Regions from separate parts of the Homo sapiens genome. Here region 2 is linked to region 1. Evidence: chromatin loops called from intact Hi-C (ENCODE). Cell type or tissue: CD14-positive monocyte. All regions are shown on one strand. Links, peaks and the distances in the headings refer to the core of each region. The heading gives the core; the rest is flanking DNA.

What was found. Hi-C counts contacts between places; a loop is a spot of excess contacts. Peaks named below come from ENCODE experiments on the same cell type or tissue, not always from the same donor. Only the 100,000 strongest peaks of a DNase experiment are listed, where the experiment ranks them.
Region 2: a loop joins it to region 1, with 3 times the contacts of the local background. A loop is called at or near these places in 6 of 110 quality-filtered maps.

The regions. Positions count from the first base shown.
Region 1 is chr3:5,190,594-5,196,397 of GRCh38, forward strand. It overlaps EDEM1 (ER degradation enhancing alpha-mannosidase like protein 1), which reads left to right. Exons shown (of 12, transcript NM_014674.3): 2 at 4,616-4,688. Among named protein-coding and RNA genes, the nearest start is that of EDEM1, 5.8 kb to the left of the region's middle. RefSeq lists enhancers at 3,957-4,026, 4,427-4,496. In CD14-positive monocyte, for the core only: no CTCF peak of the experiment used is centred there; DNase peaks (open chromatin) are centred at 4,358 and 5,218; H3K4me3 peaks cover 1,247 bases; H3K27ac peaks cover 2,012 bases.
Region 2 is chr3:5,007,406-5,015,482 of GRCh38, forward strand. No RefSeq gene overlaps it. Among named protein-coding and RNA genes, the nearest start is that of BHLHE40-AS1, 31 kb to the left of the region's middle. RefSeq lists enhancers at 191-320, 5,053-5,122, 5,222-6,024, 6,025-6,826 and a silencer at 3,413-3,472. In CD14-positive monocyte, for the core only: a CTCF peak has its summit at 4,718; DNase peaks (open chromatin) are centred at 3,736, 4,366 and 5,196; H3K4me3 peaks cover 1,672 bases; H3K27ac peaks cover 2,488 bases.

The DNA.
Region 1 (5,804 bases), core at 2,828-5,327:
ATTGGTTTGGTTATGCGTAAGTTAAGGTCAGGTTGCTTTGAGACAGATGTGTTATTGGAAAGAGGGTTTTAGAAGTATTGAGGAGGTGGGGATGGCATTAGGGAAGGGTTGTGCCCTGAGCTGGGTAGGCCCGTTGGTTGGTAAACCTTTGTTGTCTTTGAGGAGGCCAAAGAAGCCTTGCATGGACGCCTCACACTTGCCACTTACAAACAGTGGAAAACTTAATTTTTTGTACTCTCCTTCCTTTAACTCCTCTCAGGCTTTGCTTTTTTTTAAATATTTTTTAAAAAAATTTATTTTTAATTTTTGAGGATACACAGTAGGTGTATATATTTATAGGGTACATGAGATATTTTGGCACAGGCATGCAATTTGTAATAATCACATCATGGAAAATTGGGTATCCAACCCCTCAAGCATTTTTCTTTTGTGTTACAAACAATCCAATTATACTTTTAGTTATTTTAAAATGTACAGTTAAATTATTATTGACTGTAGTCCTCCTGTTATGCTATCGAATACTAGGCCTTGAGGAAAGTTTAAAACCAGAGTATTGTCATGCTGGCTTTGAAACAGGAGGGTACTTCACATCCCCAAACTAAATAATCTGTAATAAAAATTTTTCATATTTTTTGTTTGTTTGTTTAATTGACAGGGTATTGTTCTGTCACCCAGGCTGGAGTGCAGTGGCATAATCATTGCTCACTGCAGCCTTGAACTCCTGGGCTCAAGCAGTCCTCCTGCCTCAGCCTCCCGAATAGCTGGGACTAGAGGTGTGCCCCACCATGCTCGGCTAATTTTTTTTTTTTTTAATTTTTCTGTAGAAGTGGGGTCTTACTTTGTTGCCCAGGATGGTCTCAAACCCCTGGCCTCAAGCAGTCTTCCCGCCTTGGCCTCCCAAAGTGCTGAGATTATAGGTGTGAGCCACCAAGCCCAGCCAAAAATCTTTCAGATTTTAAAAAATCAAATGTATTCTAATGACTCATTTAACAAGAGTGAATTTGCCATTAGAGTATTATATAAAAAGTACACATAGAAAATTTCGGTGCTAAACACTCTTACCGTTTCTCTGTAGTCATATATGCTCCAAACTTATCTTGCCTCAAGTACATGTGACTTGTTCTTGGGGAGGTATCAGGTAAGGAGTTAACATGAAGTGAATAAAACCTGAACACTCTAAAAAGAGCAGATCTGTCTAAGATAACTATGCAAAGTCAGTTCTCACATCCTTAATTTGGGTTGGAGGATCCAAATTTAAAGTTTCTTTGAGTAAATGTGGATATTATATTTTTGTAATCCTGTGAATGGTTAACTGTAGTTCTGGCTTTTGGGCATGTGACCATTCTCAATTTCTTCTCAACTGTATTGCTATTAAAACAACAAAACAAATCTCAAATTAAGCCAAACAAATATTGGCCCCTCAAATGCTTAGGTACTACTAGCTCAAGATGGCCTCCTCTGCATTCCTCTTTCTTTGGAAAGTCCTGCCCTCTTTCAGAGTCAGGCTCCTCTTGTTTCCGTGACACCATCTAACTGTTTGAAGATGATTTTCCTTTATTTGCTCAGTTCTTCTTTTGATTCCTTTCCTTTGAGCTGCGATTCTACATTTTAACCTTATTTGAGGATTGAGTACTGTTGTGTATTCACCTGCATTTCCCTTTGTCTTGTCTCTCCAGATTATCAATCCCTTGAACGCAGGGACTGTTTCTTATGTTATCTCTGTGCCTACACCACACCAGGTAGATTTCTGAACAGCTGTTACAGGTTAAGTATACATGGGAATTTAAATTTAAAAACACATATGTTTGATTTTGTTAGCTACATAATCAAAAATTTTCTATCAAAGGCCATGGTTTTCTCCATCTTTTCTGTTTTGAGGTGAACTTTAAAAATTTACAGTGGGGTGAATGCCATGAACATTTGTACCTGGTGAAGTAAGTGGAGCGTTTAGTTGTGCGGTTCAGCCAGCTGGTTACAGGGAAAGGTATTGAGTTCTTGCTGGATGAACTTAAAGGTATCAGGTTAGGCTGGAGATTGACAAGAATATCTACAAAGAACAAATCCAGAGTCTGAGCTGCATAGTGGGCTGGCATAAATGGAGTCATAATAATTTCATGCTGTTAGGCCAGTAGAGTTTTATGGTGTTTTTTTTTCTTCCTTCATCCTCACTCCCACTTCCCCCTTATTTTGGCACCTTTTGAAAGAGGATGTAGCAATTATTTGGTAAGAAAGAATTAAAAGTGTTCTAATGAGTAAATACCCCAGATCTTAGAGAGGATTTGTCTGACTAGAGTGGAGAGAAGAAACCCCACAGTTACTGCAAGTAATTTTTTTTTTTTTTTTTACTGTGGCAGCTCATTAATTTTTAGTGACTGGGCATTGTAAAAAATATTTTAAAACTGGGTCTATTTTAGTTATAGATTACAAGGCAAAGCACAATAAAACATAGAAAGGAGTTCAGTGCTCACAGTGAGTACCTTCCTTCCATGGGCCTGTGCAGGTGGATAGAATGACACATGCCGCAGATCTGGGTGTGACTCAGGAGAGGGGAGTTACATGTGGTTCTCCTGATTACCATCTAGCTTGGATGCTACATGATGAGGGAGCTGTTTTCTGATGAGGTGGGCTGTTGAAGCCCACTCTGTTTCTAAGCGGCAGAGCAACAGAGTGAAATATTTACACAGAGCAGAACATTCTTGAGTTGGCAGAATTGGGCGTAAGGATCTCCCTGTCTCCTTTGAGCCCCTCCTGCAACCCTTGCACTTTTTGTACCTTTTTTGGCTGTCACTTGCGCTTGAGAGGCATATTTGAATCCATAGCTCTTGCTTTGAGGGGACCTTTTGCTATTGTATAAGTTTATTTCCAGAAAATCAACAAATAGAAAAAACAGGTACAATTTTCCAGCCAAGCAGTTTTCTGACTTCCCAGCTTATAGGAAATGAGCTAGCCCTAGTTCCTAGACTATAGCCCCCATATATATCTCGTTTCAAAAAAACAGTATCTAAAATTTTTTTTTTTTTTGAGACAGAGTTTCGCTCTTGTTGCCCAGGCTGGAGTGCAATGGCATGATCTCGGCTCACCGCAACCTCCGCCTCCTGAGTTCAAGTAATTCTTCTGCCTCAGCCTCCCTAGTAGCTGGGATTACAGGCGCCTGCCACCACGCCCAGCTAATTTTTGTATTTTTAGTAGAGACAGGGTCTTGCCATGTTGGCCAGGCTGGTCTTGAACTCCTGACCTTGGATGATCCACCCACCTCGGCCTCCCAAAGTGCTGGGATTACAGGCGTGAGCCACCGCACCCAGCCTAAAATTTTACTATAAATTCTTTGCTTTAGATTAGATGGTGTAACAGCATAAAACAAGGCAACTGGAGGGTTCAAATAAAATGAGACATTGGAGCTGTTATGCCTCTTTCACATAAGCCCCATTTTCCCCAGCTGAGGCACAGGCCTTTCAGAGACCACAGCAAGCCATCACAACACGAGAGGTGCTGTGCACCAGAAGCTTCTCTGACTGGAAGGTGAGATAAGGACCCATTAGGGTGATCCGAGGAGCAGATGAAGTGCTTTGGGATATGATGGAAGACTGCAGATATCAATGCATCTTGCTGGAAATAAAACTGGAGCTTTTTTGCTTTGGTTGCTAATAAAATCTTTAAACAGTTGTCTTATGTCTTCTCTTACTATCATTTTTTCCAAGCTTCTGCACTTATTTTCTGGATTTTTGGGAATGGGACAAATAAATAAATGAAGTCCCCAGAATTTCTCAAACTGTCCTTTATTTTACTAGTTCTTCATCCCTATTCTCCCAGATGTATTAGTTTTTTTGTTGTTGACTTTTTTGTAAAGTGTTACAAAGACATACCACAGTGCCTGAGGAGCTTCACCCTTGTCATCCTGAAGTTGGTTTCTTAAGGTTGTTTCAGAATGGAAAATTGGTGTAGATTATGGGGTGAGAGGTGTGTGGCAGAAACGTTTATGTAGCTCCAGTCAAGAAGTGAGAAAGGCCTCAATTCCTGCCTAGGTTCATGTTAAATGATATCTCAGAATTAACGGAAATAATCAAGACCCTTTGGATGAGTTATTAATGAAGAAATGGTGTAAAGAAGTTAATTTATACCCCCAACCATAGGGCAGATGAGTAATATTGACACTGTCAATTAATGTATTTACTTCTTTTTGTGTGTAATATAGGCTGTGGTGTCTAATTTCTGTATTAAAGTATTACAGGTGGGTCGTATGACAAGGGCTCTTCTTTAGTTCCTAATGATTGTGAAATCAGAGCTTTTTAAAGTTGGACAGGACCAAGGAGATTGTCTATGGTGATAAACCTGAATCTCAGAGAGGAGATGACTCACTGCCTCCTGACTTCCTGTGAGCATTCTTTCCACTCTGGTACAAGTGTGTCTCCACAGTTCTGTGACTTGATTCTACTTATGGACACCATAGAAAGTGTTACTTTGGGGGTAGAAAGACCTTTGCTGTATTAATTCACCCATAATTAGTTCCTGAATAAATAAGAGTTGCTGGCAATTATAGTTTCTGATGGGTGTTTACTTTTATTGTCTTCTCTTTTGAAATAAAGTCTTTTTGTTGAATTTTAATTTTCTTTTTCAGTTCAAATCTGAACATCAATGATGTACTAGGGAACTACTCATTGACTCTTGTTGATGCATTGGATACACTTGCAGTAAGTGTTCACCTTTTTTTAAAAAAATGAATTAAGATGTTTTAGAGTTGATTATCCCTAGTTCCCTCCAGCAGTGGGAATTCCAGGGAGCCTGATAAGTCAAAATGTATCATTAGCTTTGATAACTGTTATTTATTTTAATGACCTTAATGGGGAGAACAAGAAAAGTGTTGAAGGTTAAATGAGGGGAAATGTGATTCCATTAAAAAAAGGAGAAGGAATGTACGATTGATTTTAGGGAACCTATTTTTTTTTAACCAGTTTCTATCTTATTCCCTAAAAGAACCCATAATGAAGCTCATTAATATTGATAATTATAGTCGTTGCTATTCCAGGAGTAAAAGAGAGAAGATCTAAGGGTTGGCAGGTACCCTGAAATGTCATCTAGCCACTGGCTCCCCCAGGAGCAAGTTGGAGCCCTAGCGCCCATCCTTATGTGGGGCTCCCTAGAAACCCTTCTCTTTTATTTGCCACTTCCTGTTTTGTGGACACTCCATGCCTGAGCTGCCAACGTGGGTGCTGGCATTACTGCCTCATCCTGTGGTTTTGCTCATTGACTCTGGAGAACTAGAGGCCTTTGAGCAGATATGCAGAAGCACCTTGAAGGCAGTGTGGCACTCAGTACATGGTGCCATGTCTGTGTGCTTCATCTGCTTCACCTTTTGCCATTAAAGCAGTTTCCAGGGGACTGTATTCCAGCATAGTGTTGTTTTAAAATCTTCTTAGTTAAGGTGATTTTTACAACCTCTTTGCTTTCCTTCATTGTCCAGCAAGTCTTTACCATGAGAAATATCTTATTGCAGTCTAGCCCAAATGTTGTACTTTTATTTATTCTTGTTTCTTTTAACATGCCATAGAAGAGTTTAAAGCTGTCTGTTAGGAGATAGAATTGGGGCCGGGCGCAGTGGCTCACGCCTGTAATCCCAGCACTTAGGGCGGTTGAGGTGGGAGGATCAGCTGAGGTCAGGAGTTTGAGACCAGCCTGACCAACATGGTGAAACCCCTTCTCTACTAAAAGTACAAAAATTAGCTGGGCATGGTGGCGGGCGCCTGTGGTCCCAGCTCTTCAAGAGGCTGAGGCAGGAGAAATGCTTGAACCCAGGAGTCAGAGGTTGC
Region 2 (8,077 bases), core at 3,332-5,831, 180 kb before region 1:
CTCCTGATATCTAGCTAGCTACTTCTTCTAAACATGTCAAGGGACCTAGTTTCCAGTTCTGCTCTGGCTCTTACTCAGTGGCTTCTAGTAATTTCCAGCCCTTCTCTGTGCCTCAGTTGCCCCATTTGTAAAATGGGGCCCCAAAAGGTTCCTTTCGGCTCTGACATTCTAGGATCCAAAGTACAGAGATTAAGCCACAAGAATCCCTACCAGAAGGTAGGGGATCCAGCCTGGACCACAACCCCAGGGCTTGACAGTTTCCTGCCCAGCACTGCCTGCCCGCCTTCCTAGCTGTGTGGCCATAGCCAAGTTTCTGTTGAATGGACAGAGGGTAAGATGTTAGGATTAAAAAGTCAAAGTGGGCCAGACGTGGTAGCTCACGCCTGTAATCCCAGCATTTTGTGAAGCCAAGGTGGGTGGATTGCTTGAGGCCAGGAGTTCAAGACCAGCCTGGGCAACATGGCAAAACACCATCTCTACTAAAAATATAAAAGTTAGCTGGGCTTGGTGGTGTATGCCTGTGGTCCCAGCTACTCAGGAGGCTGAGGCACAAGAATCACTTGAACCTGGGAGGCGGAGGCTGCAGTGAGCAGAGATCGCACCACTGCACTTCAAGCCTGGGTGACAGAGCGAGACCCTGTCTAAAAAAAAAAAAAGGCAAGCTAGCCAACACAGTGCTTTCTAACGCTAGCAGGAGTGCATTAAGAGGAAGCCGTTATGAATTTAGAAGGACAAGAAGACAGAAAGTCTGAAGAAAAAACAAGTAGCCAAAGAACAATCCATTCGACAAATATTAGGAGCATCTCCTATGTGTACTGAGGTTACAAACATGGATATGCAGCTCCAGAACTCAGAACTCAAGGTGCTTAAGATGGAGGAGACAGATTTGTCAACAAATGTCGCTACACCCTTCTGACTGTTCCCTGGCATCTGTGGCCATTGTATACAGTTGTGTAGGTTGTTCACTGCACGAGGGTGCTGGCTCGGGCATAGAGGGGGTGAAATTCAGGTCAGGTCCCTTTCCTAAGCATGGGCCTATGGGGCTGCATCTTCCCAGAGGGGCACCTTTTCCTAATTCTTACAAATGTGCTGTGTGGGCTGGCCTAGCCCCTGCAGCATTCACATTACCTTGTTCTGACCCAGTCAGCTCCCACCAACAAAAGCACTCATTTTAGGTATAAGTTACTCGCCCCTGCACACACACCTATTACCTCGTGAGCACTCCATCATCCTTAACTTGGCCTTCAAGCTCCTTTGCGAACTGCCCCCAGCTCCTTCTCTGCCATCTCTAGCATCTCCTTCCCTCTCATACTCCTCATACCACACAGTACACACGGTATAGCTTCACTTCCTTGAAGGAGCCATGGTCCATCTGATCTTTGCATATGCTGTTTCCTCTCTCTGGAATAACCCCCTTTTCTCCGATTGGCTGGCTAATGCCTCAAATGTTCAGATCTCAATTTAGATATTATTCTCTCCAAGAGGCCTTTGTTGATTTTGTTTTGTTTTGAGACAGAGTGTCACATTGTTGCCCAGGCTAGAGTGCAGTGGCGCGGTCACAGATCACTGCATCCTCAACCTTTGCCCAAGAGATCCTCCTATCTCAGCCTCTCAAGTAGCTAGGACGATAGAAACAGGGCACCATGCCTGGCTTTTTTTTTTTGGTAGAGTTGGGGTCTCACTGTGTTGCCAAGGCTCAAGAAGCCTTCTTTGAAGGCTCTCCACTCCCTTCCTTCTCACCCAATCAGATCACATTCCTGATGCCCCCATAGTGCCTGTACTTCTCTAAAGCATTTGTCAGAATTATAATGAAATGATTAATAGTATTAATTATTGATTATTGCCTTTCTCCTCTAGGAAATTAGAAGCTCCTGGAATATGGGGACTGTGTCTTTTATATGGTGTACATGTTATATAGGCCATCTGTCTGCTATATGCTAGAATCCTAGTGCATATAGTTGGTGCTCAATAAATTATTATTGAATAAATGAATGACTATAGCTCAATATAATACAGGCCATTAGACAGGTTATTCTACTTATTTGAGGACAGGGAAGGCTGTACATATAGCTGGTGCTCAATAAATAATAATTGAATAAATAATTATTGACTCAATGAATGACTATAGTTCAGTCTAATACAGGACAGTGGTCAGGTGATTCCACTCGTCTGAGGACAGGGAAGGCTGTACATGGCAAGGTCTCCTTGTTTCAGAGGGGTCTGGGAAGAGAAGTCAAACTCCCCAGGGACTCTGGGGACAGGCAGGAGCAGCGTGTGCTGGGCCTGAGGGAGGCCAGTGCAGAGGGGCCACTCCCAGGCGCTTGGCTGTCTTGTGGAAGCCAGAGGTCTCATCTTCCCCAGTTTTCTGGGTGTCCCAGGATGTGGGCAGCCACTGTGCCTTTGCTGAGAACATTTATAAGAGATTCCCCAAGTCTCCGGACTGAGTGAACGTGAACCACATATGGTTCCAAACTCTGTCATAAAACCACAACTTGGCTGTGGGATCCCTAACACGCAGTCGCGACTTGGCCAGCAATCTGGGGGAAGATTGTTCTCTTGGACGCAAAGAGAGCCACTGTGGTCCAGGGAGAGCAGAACCAGGAGGCCTTAATGAATACCTTCTCGAAGCCGACCTTAAAATGCTTTCAGCTGTGGGGTGGGGCGAAGGACTGCCACCCTCATGACAGGGCATTCCCAGGCTAGTTCATTTATCTTGAATTTAGACTTATTAAATTTTAAATTTAAATTTTTTTAATATCGTGGAACTTCTCAAACACGTTCACTACAGGAGAATAGGATGATGAACGTCATATCCAATACTCAGCCTCAAGGGTTATGAATTCACGGATAATTTGGCTTTATTTCTGCACCACCCCCCACCCCGTGGAATAGTTTAAATCAGATTCCAGGCAACATATAATGTTATCTGCAAGTGCTGTGATTGGGTTACTCCCTTTTAAAACACAAGCAATCCTATTCATTATAGGGAAACAAATGTTTTTGTTTGTTTTGTTTTTTGGGTTTTTTTGAGACAGAATCTCACTCTGTTGCCCAGGCTGGAGTGCAGTGGTGCGATCTCAGCTCACTGCAACCTCTGCCTCCCAGGTTAAAGTGATTCTCCTGCCTCAGCCTCCCAAGTCGCTGGGATTACAGTTGCCCACCACCATACCCAGGTAATTTTTTGTATTTTCAGTAGAGACGGGGTTTTACTGTATTGGCCAGGCTGGTCTCGGACTCTTGACCTCAAGTGATCCACTTCGCCTCGGCCTCCCAAAGTGCTGGGATTACAGGCATGAGCAACTGTGTCTGGCAAAAAAATGTTTTTAATTTAAAAAAATTACATATAATCCAATCACCCAGCATTGATTTAAATGGTGTGGCTCCATCAAAAGGAATCACTCAGGTTGCATTTGCATCTTCATTTTGTCACCTGTGGTTACATGACCCTGGGCGCGGTGCCTCTCCAAGCCTCAGCTTCCTCAGGTATAAAATGGGTGTGTGCTTGGTACAGGGTTGTTGTGGGGTGAAAGGAGGTGTTACTATTGGCTCGATGCCTGGCCCATACAGCACAGGTGTGAACAATGACTGCTGATGGAACATCCTGCCTGATCCAAGGCCTACATGTTTGGCATTGGAGCTCACCAGAAAGCACAGCTGTTTCTTCCACAAATCAGCCCAGTTGCTCAGGAAGGAGGGCAGCCCTATGTAGGAGGAAGCACTTCTGCTTGCATGCAGGAGGTTGGAATCTCAAATCCTTGGGTCATCTTAAATTGCTTCCAGAGGCTGACCTCAGTGCTGGGTTCTTGACTAATCTACACCATTCAATCAGGGTGACTTTTGCCTTAGAATTCCACACCACTTGCTCTGGAGGGAAGGGAAGAGGAAGGACTAAAAGGAAGATGTGGCCTCAACCCTCCATTTTACAGGTGGAAAAACTGAAGCTCGGCTGGTGAAGGCACTAAGATCCCAGGGCTGCTAATGGCAAAGACAGGACTGGAGGCCAGCGTCCAGCTTCAGTTTTCTTGCCTGCAAATGGGTAGGCGAAAGCAAGGGAAACCCAGCTATCCTTAGAGGCTGGAAGCCCACCAGTCAGAAAGGCTAACCCTGTCGTGCTAACCAAAAAGCCACTGAGGGATTTCTTAAGTTAAGACGAAGGCAGCTTCTAAGAATCAGGGACTTGTGTTTTCTCCCAAGAGACTTTTGAAAGCAAAACTTGCAGGGACCCCCTCCTTAGAGACAGGAGGTCACAGCTGAGGTATCTGGCCAGATGCAAAGAACTTCCCTCTCTGTTCTTGTTAACACTGATAAAAAGGCTTCCTTCCTCATTCTCGGGACCAGCTTTTCACCCCGGGCCGCCGGCCGACTCAACCCCCATACCCCTCTTGTCATACTATCCTCCCACCGCCTCCACCCTCTTGCCACCCCGGACTTGACCTTGTCCTGGACTGTCCCTTTGACAAAATTCAGGGCCACCCGACTCTTCTTACCTTCGCTGGTGCCTCTTCCTCTGTCTTGCACTGGTGGGTTCATGTTTCACTTCTCCACCAGGGCGGTGGGTGGAGGCCACGAGGGCTGTCCCATCACCTCATGTTTGGCAGCTGTGGTGGGCCTGGGTGGGAGAAGGGTGTCTGGTTCTGGTTCTGCTGTCAGGAGAGGGCCTCTCCACCTGGCCAGCCCTGGTTTCCTCTTTTGCACCCTGGGGAGAGTCATCTCCCTCACAGTGTTGGGAGGTGGAAATTGGTGATCATGGCTAAGGTGCATGGAGCATCTATTATGTGCCAGGGATGTGGGATTTATCTCACGTAAGCCTCCTGACAACTCTGTTTTACACATGGGAAAACAAGTTCAGCGAGATGAAGTGGCTTGCCGGTGGCCACCAGGTAGTGATGGGTGGAGGAGGCAGCATTTGAACCCAGGTACTCAGCCCCCAGATCATGGGCTCTTAACCACATCCCCACACCATCTTCCTAAAAAGTAACATCTGTACCACACCCTTGGAACTAGCAGCAACAGAAGCTGCAGACTTTTGGAAAGGGAAAGTAGCTCCTCCATTCCACCCCCACCATATTTTGATGACAACTATGGACTCGATGCTCCTGCTTTCTTATCTCACAAAGGTGGGAAGGCAACAGTCTGTGTTTTCACTGGCACTCTCCCGTGTCCTGATAGAGGAAGTAGTAGCTCAGACAAGTTAAGGAAGTTGACCAGGGTCACACAGCTGGTCTGTGGCAGCAGGGAGAGTTAAATGCATGTTAACTTGTTCAGTTATTGAGCACCTGCTGCATACCAGCCTGCATGTCAATTGCTGGGTATGCTGTGGGATACTGCCCTCTCAGGTCTTACAGCTAAAGGAAGGGTGTTGATGGTGGAAATAGTGTGTTGACAGATTTTTTTTTTTTTTTTTTTGAGATGGAGTCTTGCTCTGTCACCCAGGCTGGAGTGCAGTGGCGTGATCTCGGCTCACTGCAACCTCTACCTCCTGGGTTCATGCAATTCTCCTGCCTCAGCCTCCTGAGTAGCTGGGATTACAGACGTGTGCCACCACGCCAAGCTAATTGTTGTATTTTTAGTAGAGACAGGGTTTCGCCATGTTGGTCAGGCTGGTCTCAAACTCATGGCCTCAAGTGATCCACCTGCCTCGGCCTCCCAAAGTGTTGGGATTACAGGCATGAGCCACTGGGCCAGGCCAAGTGACAGATCTTTATAGCTGGGCTGGTCCTGCTCCACAGAGCTGTCTCCCTTGGGCTGTTGACATTGAAATGACAAACACTGGGCAGCCAACTCACCATTAATTGCCAGGATGAATGGAGCCATCCCAGCTACAGAGCTCTGGCAGCTAGACCCTATGGCCACAGCAGGTCTTTTGGAGTGACTTTGAATGGCTTCCCATGCCCCTACTGTTTCTTGCTTTCTCCTGATAACACCCAGCTGCTGTCAGGCCTATGGGCAAGGAGAGGCCTCCTGGGGCTGGTAGGGTCTGGGTGGGGCCCTGACTCATCGCCACCAGTGAGCCTTTGTCTGAACACTTCCCCTCCAGAGCACAGGGATAGCCATTCGGAAACCAAGGTGAAAAAGAGGGTGGAGCCCAGTCTGGGATTTGAGACTGATTATCTACATCACTGGGACCCTTTTGGTCTCCAGGTTTCCTCCTTCTCCCTGTCTCCCTCCCTCCCTCCATAAGTGGACATTCATTCAGGCAGAGCCAACCAGGTAGTTGCCTAAGCTGGAGCTGCTGAAGTCTCATCTCAAATTTGTTAAGATCAGTCACCTTCTTCCCCCCACTCTCAGCTCCTGCTCCTCCTCTCCTTCTCCTCCTTCTCTGCCTCTGCCTCCTCCTCCTCTTCCTCCACCTCTCCTCCCCCTCCTCCTCCTCTGCCTCATTCCTCGGGTCACTGTGACTTCTGCTTAATTTCCCTTCCCCTCTCTTTCCCTCTCTGCACTCCCCACTTAATTTTTCACTCACTTCACTGATGAGGAGTACCACTTTTTCCTTTTCGATTACTTTTCTCCCTGTTTACATGTTAATAAAAAGTTACTTTTCTTTTTTTCCAAAACAGGGTCTCACTCTGTCACCTGGGCTGGAGTGCAGTGGTACAATCTCAGCTCACTGCAGCCTTGACATCCCGGGTTCCAGCCATCCTCCCACCTCAACCTCCTGAGTAGCTGGGACTGTAGGTGCACGCCACCACGCCTGGCTAATTTTTGTGTTTTCGTAGAGATGGGGGCCTTGCCATGTTGCCCAGACTGGTCTTAAACTCTCGGGCTTAAGAGATCCTCCTGCGTCATCCTCCCAATGTGCTGGGACTACAGGCGTGAACCACTGCGCCCAGCCAGAAAAAGTTACTTTTCTCCTTGGCTTCAAACTGATATTCGAAGGCTATTTTCTCTTTCAAGAGACATTCATTTCATGTGCTTTGAACATACATATTTGTTGCAAAAAATATACTCTGGTTATCCTTCTCTTGCAGAAAAGAAACACATGCCATTAGTTTTATTTACTTGTCAGTGTGTTGTGAAGGAAGGCCAGAGTCCAGATCAGCTTCTCTTCTTTGCAGGTCTGTCTGCTGAAAGTCATCAAGACACTTTCCAACTCATTGTTTCCAACGAGGGGCGCAGGCTGGGAGCGCTGAGGGGCTGGCTTAACCACCAGATTTTGAATCTCACAGCTTGAGGCTTTTGTGCCTCTGTCCACAGAAGTTCTCACCAAAAGTGTAGCGAAGGCACAGAGCCTGGCTTGTGGGATTTCTACAAGCCAAGACCCACAGTGAATTACTGAAAACATATTCTTCTATCGCATAAGTGTTTAGTCATGGTTGGTAAGAATGCATGATGTGCGGAAGAGAGAGACACGAAGAGAGAGACACACAGAGAGAGGCAGAGACAGAGAAGGAGAAAGAGGAGGAGGACAAAGGAGGACAGAAAAAGGAAGAGCAGAGAGATGGCAAGAGAAGAGACAGTGAGAGTCTTTCAAGAAAGGAGTCATGGCCAGGCGCCAGTGGCTCAGGCCTGTAATCCCAGCAATTTGGGAGGCTAAGGCGGAGGATTGCTGGAGCCCAGGAGTTTGAGACCAGCCTGGGCAACATGGCAAAACCCCATCTCTACAAAAAAATACAAAAATTAGCCGAGTGTGGTACACATCTATAGTCCTAGCTACTTGAGAGGCTGAGGTGGGAGAATCACTTGAGCCTGGGAGGTTGAGGCTGCAGTGAGCCAAGATCACACCATTGCACTCCAGCCTCGGTGACATTGTGAAAACCTGTCTTAAAAAAAAAAAAAAAAGATGTTAAGGGAAATACAGAGGGACAGAAATAGAGAGTTCCCAAGAGCAGGAACAACAGTTAGAGACACAGAGAGACAAAGATGGGAGAGACAGAGAGAGCAAGAGTTGGTGGAACAGAAAGAGTGAGCGAGAGGGAGAGACAAAGAGAACAGAGTACAAGAGAGAAAGGAGGAAAGGACAAAAGGAGAGACTTGGGAAAGGAGAAAACACGAGGAAAAACATCAAAAGAACCCGAGGTTTGTAGAGGTGGGAAGGACCCTAAGAGCGAATTATTGATTTTGCCAACACACGACCTCT